Regions from separate parts of the Mus musculus genome. Here region 1 is linked to region 2. A link is a contact called in ENCODE POLR2A ChIA-PET data. All regions are on one chromosome and are shown on one strand. Each heading gives the region's core, a stretch centred on a gene start or an enhancer-like site at or near the end of the contact. The rest is flanking DNA. Distances are from core to core; before and after follow the strand shown. Region 1 holds the start of Kctd20 (potassium channel tetramerisation domain containing 20). Region 2 holds the start of Brpf3 (bromodomain and PHD finger containing, 3).

Region 1 (3,484 bases), core at 552-3,051, 150 kb before region 2:
CCATCTTAAATCATTTAACATCATCCAAACAGTTCCCTCAGTTTCTCACTCCAATTAGCCATGGAGGTGTGGGGAGACCCCATGTGTGGCAGGTGGGAAACACAAAACAAGTCAGGAAACTCAGCATTACAGAAAGGCACACTGTTTTTGTACGTCATCTACAACAACAACAAAACCATCAATAAGTAGCCAGACATCCAAAGCCACCAAAGCCAAGAAAAACGCCAAACCCTCATGGCTACCTTTAATATCCCTGTGGAGTCTCAAGAGACATCAAGATGTAGAAAACACCTTTGGCAGATGTGGAGGTCATCCAACCCTCATTTCTGCCAGACAGCAAGGGAATTCTGAGCCACGCTTGGGATACTGTCTCTAACATGCCTTACTTCAGTTGTACTGTGTAAGCTAGGCATCATTCAGATATTCTGTAGCTAGTGAATTGATACCCACAACTAAAAGCCCATAAATACTACTGATGCTGGCACATCCCAGGGAATCAGAGACCCCCCAGGCTCCGGGCACTCCCTGGCTGATACCATGAGAAGGAAAGCAGAGAGCTGAGGTGGGAGCCAAGACCTAATGACATGCTCAAGCTCCCACGATCCTACCAACAGGCTCCTGAGAGAAACAAGGTGGGTTAGCCTGATCCACGCCATCTTTCTCCCACCCAGGCAATAACAGGATATGGATAAAAAGCCATTTCCTGCTCTCATGTAAGGGCTCCAGAAAGCACTATCCTTTCTCACACAGCCTTCCGAATCAGGGCTTCTTGACTCCCGACTGATTACGGACAGGAGAGGAGTAAGTCAACAGAAAGAAAAGGACATGAGACAGTATTTACAGTCCTCAGGCCAAGCTAATCTTGGTTTCCTAAGGTCCGGTTCCTGGCTTACCAAGGCGGCCCAAGCGGGGTGGTTGCCTGCCAGCACTAGTAGACTCAGGGGTCCACCCTAGATTTCTAGAATTAATTTCTGGGAGCCGTGCTAGCGACCTGCAAAACGCGTTTGAGAACTGCTACTTTAAGATTTTGTTTTTGTTCCTCTGGAGTGGGGTTGACGTTCTAATTCAAGGTTCGTCACAACTAATATTATTCCAACATTCTGTTTGGGAGATCATTTAAAAAGAAATCTCAAATTTCTAGGTAAACAATTGTCTATCAGCAAACAGACACCGTGAAAGAGCTTGGTTGGTCAGAGTTCCTGGCCTGTCTGTTAGTTCGTTTGCTGAATTCTCACTTAAAAGATTAGATTTACTTCTAAATAGTAAATCAGCCCAATCCAGGAATGTTCAGAAAGAATGACAAATTCCCACAAAGGGGAGGAGGTGTCCTCATGGCGCAAGCCTGACGACACTGTCTGCTATAAAAAGTTCTTATATGCAAGAAAAAAATCTCCCAGTTCTGCACTAAGCATGGGATGACAACAGAGGGGCGACAGGACCGACAGAAGATTCCAGAGGTTCTGGGAAAGCGCGACCAACCTTCCCCAGCCTGGGCTACCGGTGGCCCTGCGTGGTTGGTCGGCAGCCTCGCCCGGCTTCTCCTTTCTCCCCAGGCCGGGGAGGAGCCCGCACGGGGCCTCTCAGGCCGCAGCGTCGCGCCCGCCGCCATCATCAGCCCGCGCCATCACCTGCCCGCTCGCCCGCCCACCCTGTCACTCGGCACTCACCGGCCGCTTGCTGCCGCGCTCTCCGACACCGAGCCCCGAAGCCACCTCCAAGCTCCGGCCACCGCGCGCCCCCGCCCTGGCCGCGGATCCCCGGTTGAGTCACCCGGCCCTTCAAAACAAGAGCCCCGCCCACCGCGGGGCATGCCGGGAAGGCCGCGCGGCTCGCCCCGCCCCCGCCGCGGACTCCGCCATAGGCCGGGGCCTCGCCTGCCTGCCCGGCCGGCCGGGAACTGGGGCTCTTCGCCAGGGCGGCCCAGTAACGCGCGCCGCCGCCGCTTGCGCTCCATCACCCAAGGGGCTCAGACAGGAAAGCGAGCTGCAGGCTCGAAGGTGAAAGAGGCTGGGTCGCCCCGGAACGCGTGATGCTCACGGAAAGATGAGCCTATCGCCTTTGTGTGGCGGATGGATATGAACTGCAGCCCAAAGACAGAAAAACATCAACAACAACAAAACAAGATAAAAGAGAAAACAAAAACTTCCCCCCAACTCTTGAGTTTCACGGAACAATCTGCGATAGCAAACAAGATTCTACAGGTTTCATGTTACCTGGAAGCAAACTATTAGAAAGCTGGTTGCCTTGCTTCCTGTGAACCGCACAAGGGAACCTGAGAGGAGGAACCTGGCTCCATCTCTCAGGGTCACGGGGACTTGTGGCTTTTGTACTTAAGAAAGTTATCAGACCAGTTGATTACACCATCACAATGATTGCACAGACTTCTAGTTTTGGGTGTTTCGTTCTATTGGGGGTTTGCTTGTTTTAACCTTTATTTCCCTTCTCCCTCCTCCCTGGCTCTCCACTCTTAATACATGGGGTGTTCTTTGTTTTTTGAGACAGTCTCCTTTATCCCAGTATGGCCTTGCACCTCTGATCCGACCTTCACCATGTGAGTGATGGATAGGGTTACAGACAAGCCCTACCGTAGCCGAATTATGAAGGGCTCTGGTGTAACCCAGGGCTTCATGCACCCTAGGCCATTATTCTACCAGTTGAGCTACGTCTCCAGGTCCGAGTTCATTTTATTGAGATGTGACGCCGCAGCCCATGTTGAATTTGCTGTGTAGCCAAGGATGGCTTTGGACTCCTCATCCTCCTGTCCCTGTCTCCCAAGTGCTGACATTATTCTACTTTAAAACTGCTGCTGAGCACTAAATAAACTAATAAAACCACGCAAAAAAATATAGGGAATACCTGTGTGCACAGCATTAATCCTAGCACTTGGGAGGTAGAGGCAGGAGGATCAGGAAATCGAGGTCCCCCTTATTTGGCTTATGTTGCTTCTGGGGGGGGGAGGGGAGGAGGGGGACGGGTCTACCTTGCCCAGTTTCCCCCATACCACCTGTCACTAAGGGAAGTCAGGGAATCCAGTCAGGAAACTGGGTCTACAAAGTGAATTCCAGAACAGCCAGGGCTACACAGAGGAAACCATGTCTCAAAACAAACCAAATACGACCACCAACACAGTAATGTCACAAAAAAGCCAACACAGTAATGAGATCATGTGCTGGCATCTCTGGGCCTTGGAACTACAGAGAACATACCCACTGATTAAAATTTCATTCCAAAAGTTTCCTCTTCTAATCCTGTGCCCCTGTGCAGTCTCCATACCCACGGTGGAACTACTGCCTTTCTTGTTCTGAATACAGGACAATCAACTTCCTCTTTCTTTCATTTCCAAGCTCCCCTCACCCATCCTGAGCCAACACTTAATACTTGTTATCCATCGCCCAGAGGGGATCCAAGATAGCACATACTTAACTAATAGTGAAGAGTAAAAGGGTTGTCTTTTGATTAAATATCATTAAATCAGACATGACAC
Region 2 (3,726 bases), core at 1,169-3,668:
CCTACAATTACCACAGAAATCTCTCTCCCTTGATACTTGTATCTAATCTACCCAGGGTGCTTCCCCCAGCATTCTCTGCCCCTAAGGAGCAGCTGCAGGCAGTTACCAAGGCCATCCTCACCAGGAAGACCTAAGATAGGATGGCTATACTCAGCATACTTTAACAAACTACAATGGCCTTTTCTTTTTAATCTTTCTCACAACTACCTCAAGAGACTGTGCAGACATCATCTCCATTTCAGCCACGAGAAAACAGAAGCTCAGAAAAATGTGTGAATCCAGATCTCCTAGCAAGCTGAGAGGCTACAAACACCAAGAGTCTCGGAGAGCTCTAGAGAGAGGATGTTCTGCACCAACCTAGGTTCTAATCCTGCTCCTGTGTAACCTGGACAAAGCTTTGAATTTCTCTGCCTCCACAGTGCATCAATAAAACAGTGTGGGGTGGGGTGTACTAGCACACTTTCCAGCCCAGTACTCTGGAGGCAGAGGCGCTATTCTTAAGTACTGCCTTCTCTGTGGAATTTGAGGCCAAGCAGATCTATATAGTATTTCAGACTAGCAACGCACATAGCGAGACCCTCTAAAAATGTAAAATGTTCATAGGAGAGATGGCTCAGCACAGTTGAGAGCACTGGCTGTTCTTCCAGAGGACCCAGGTTCAATTCCTAGGCAAAACACCAATACACATATTGTTTAATAATAATAATTATATATATATATGCATGCTGGAAAAATAACAGCATTTAAGAGGATGCCTAGCACCCACACTGTGGATCACAACTCCAGTAACTCCAGTTCCAGGGTATTGGAAGCCCTCTTCTGAATTCTTGGGGAACCCGGCATATATCAGGCAACATGCCCAGGCACATAAAATTTAAAAAAAATAAAAATGTAATAAAAGCAAGGGCAGAAATATCTACTTCTTAAGGATGATCAATAAGTCACCATTGACAACCACAGTGTAAAGGCCTCTCAGTCCCAAGGTGTGACTTAAGTTAACCTGGCTGTGGAGCAACCTGAGGCAGGCATACACCACCATTTGGAGCTAAAGGACCTTTACCGCACTTCTGTTCAACCCGAAGCCCTGAGGGCACGAGATCCCGTACCAACCTCAAGGTCTCAAAAGTAGTCCCAGCCAACAGATTCCATTCCCCAATTCTCCAAAGGCAAGCAGCCTCTGGAGAGGAAACACACACTTCAGTATCGATTTTGAAGAATCTACAAGAACCCCATCCTGTAGTCTCAGAAGTCGTCTCCATCCCCATTCGGGGCTCCCGCGATGCGATCACAGGGGGCAAACCCATGGGACCCAGCTGGGCTACTGCCAGGGGAAACCAAGAGTTTCGCCTACAAGGAGCTAACAACTAGACCAGGGTTGGTATTTTTTTTTTGGCGGGAGTTTCCTCACGTACACAACTCTTCCCATACACACACTGCCGAGTACCCCCAACAGCCCCCTTCAGAGACGTTCTTAGCGACCCGGGATCCCCAACTCGACCACCTCACCCTGGCCCCCGAATGAGGAGTTTCAACAATTGGACGGAACCCGCCCTGCACGCCACACAAGGGACTCATGAGACCAGGTAAGACTCCAGACAAGGTCTCTGTCCCTTTAAAGGGACTCCTCTTCCAGTGGAATCTTCACGACACCCCCCGAAGGAGAAAAAAGAGAAATATCTCCCCCTAAAAAAAACAACCCAGAGGGTAGGCGCACCACAGATAGACGCAGAGTCCGACCCTCACAGAGAAAGCGAGCGCCAGCGAACGGCGGAGGGGTGGGGAGGGGGGGGGAGGACGCGGAGATGCAAGCACTTATTGGCCGCCCAACCTGCCCGTCAAGGGGGAACCCGTGCGCCGAGGGCGGCCCCTGAAGGCGGGACTCTGGTCTAGCCAGGCCAATAGGGGAGCACGGGGAGGGCGGGGCTTAGCCGTTTGGCTGCCAGGACCGGGGAGAAACAAGATGGCGGGTGCGGGAGGGGGTCCTCGCTTTGCAGCTCCCTTCCGCGCGCTTTTCCCGGCCTCGTCGCCGCCCTCGCTCCGGGGGAGAGGTCGCGCGTCACCCCCACGCCCCATCGGGACACCCCTGTGCGCCCCGGCCGCCCCCTCGCGCGCAGCGCTCGCTCCCCGCCGGCCCCCGCCGCCCCCGCTCGCTCCGGCCCCGCCGCCGCCGCCCCCATTTTACCTCAGCCGCCGGCCGGGCCCCTAGCTTCGGGGGCCCCCTGAGCGCGAGCGCGGCCGGCCGGGTGAGCGGCCGGGCGAGCGGGCCGGGCGAGCGAGCAGCTCCGTGCGCGGCCCGGCTGAGGGAGCGCGGCCTCCTCCCGCTCCGGCCCTCCGCTCCGTCTCCCCGGGCCCGGCCGCCTCTCCCGGGGGAGGAGGGGGAATGGAGCCACCGCCGCCACCACCGCTGCCGCCCGCCACGGAGCCCGGCCGAGGGGAGGGAGGGATCAGCCCCCAGGCAGGATCCGCCCCTCGGCCTCCCCCCGCCACCTCCACCCCTTCCCTCACTCCCTCCCCGGATCGAGCCGCCGCACGCGAAGCGGGAGCGCGAAAGCGCGGGGAGACCGGAGCGGATGCCCCCGCCCGAGCCCAGCCCGGCGCGGCGGCAGCGGCGGCGGGGAGACGGGCGGGGAGATGAGCGCGAAGCGGCAGCGCCACCTCCACGGGGCACCGTCCCCGGCACGGCCTCACGGTGGCGGTGCGGACGCGGCGGGGCCGCTTCACCCTGGGCCTGTCCCAGAGCTGATCTAGTCGGGGTTCCCACTCTGAATCCACGGAGCGGTGGCTCACCCCATCCCAGCCAGAGCGTGGGGCCACCCGCCGCCCCCGAGGTGGGAACGCCCATGCTCCCACCCACCCACAAAGCTCGCCCCAGGACGACCCCGGAGGGCCACACTGTGTGTGGCTTCCCAGAGTGCAGGTGGCTGCGAAGCCTCCAGAAAGTCGTCCCTCCCCAGGCCCCCGGGACAAAGGTCTAGCGATGTCCACCCATCCCCTCCCCCAGTGCGGACAGCCCGGGAAAGACCCGTGCCTGTGGTGTGTGTACAGGTGAGCCTCTCCTGGCACACAAGGCTGCCACGGACCAGACTTTTCCATCTGTGTGGAGTTTTTTTTTTTTTAAGTAAACATAAAAGTTTGACAGTCTGCTTAAGCGTGCCTCGTAATTCCGTTTGTCACTCTAGGCATGGGAAATACTTTTCCCCTTGAATTTGATTTGGCCAGGAGTCGGTTAATTTAATGCACTGAACGGCTTTCTCAAAGGCAGCCTGCCTGTCAAACAGCAACTCCCAGACTTTGAAGTGTACTCAAGCTGCCTTTTGTTCTAATAAAAGAAAAAATAAATAGAAGAAAAGGTCCCTTTGCCCCTCCACGAGCGCATGTACCTATAAATTTGAAAGCTTACCTCGTGACAGAGATCTTAAGCACCAATACTTAATGATGCTTATAAAGGATATATGGATAAACTGCTATCGAAGATGAAGATGAATGATATATTTTGAAAGCGTTTCCTCTACACGAACGGCTGGTGAGACTTTCAATTGCTCGATTGGCTCTGGTATCCAGGACCTGGGTACTACAGTTGAAAGAGTAGAGAATAAACATTTCTCACGGCCCAAACCTTGTGTTTTTATTTACATTGAAGTATAGGTGTTCAGCATCCTAAGAGTTGAGAATTTACCAGTTGAGTGAAGCATGGAAGTTGGGTTTCCTTACAGGAGTGTGTTCTTG

The links. ChIA-PET counts read pairs that join two places held with the same protein, here RNA polymerase II (POLR2A).
Region 1: POLR2A ChIA-PET joins it to region 2 with 17 read pairs in Patski. The contact joins the promoter of Kctd20 here to the promoter of Brpf3 in region 2. POLR2A ChIA-PET finds 5 or more read pairs at or near these places in 2 of 5 experiments (Patski and embryonic stem cell).

What each region holds. Positions count from the first base shown.
Region 1 is chr17:28,950,753-28,954,236 of GRCm38, reverse strand. Kctd20 (potassium channel tetramerisation domain containing 20) reads right to left here and starts at 1,801. Exons shown (of 8, transcript NM_001356300.1): 1 at 1,668-1,801.
Region 2 is chr17:28,799,818-28,803,543 of GRCm38, reverse strand. It overlaps Brpf3 (bromodomain and PHD finger containing, 3), which reads right to left and starts at 2,418. Exons shown (of 13, transcript NM_001081315.1): 1 at 2,183-2,418. Gm35883 (a long non-coding RNA gene) reads left to right here. Exons shown (of 4, transcript XR_003952337.1): 4 at 214-653.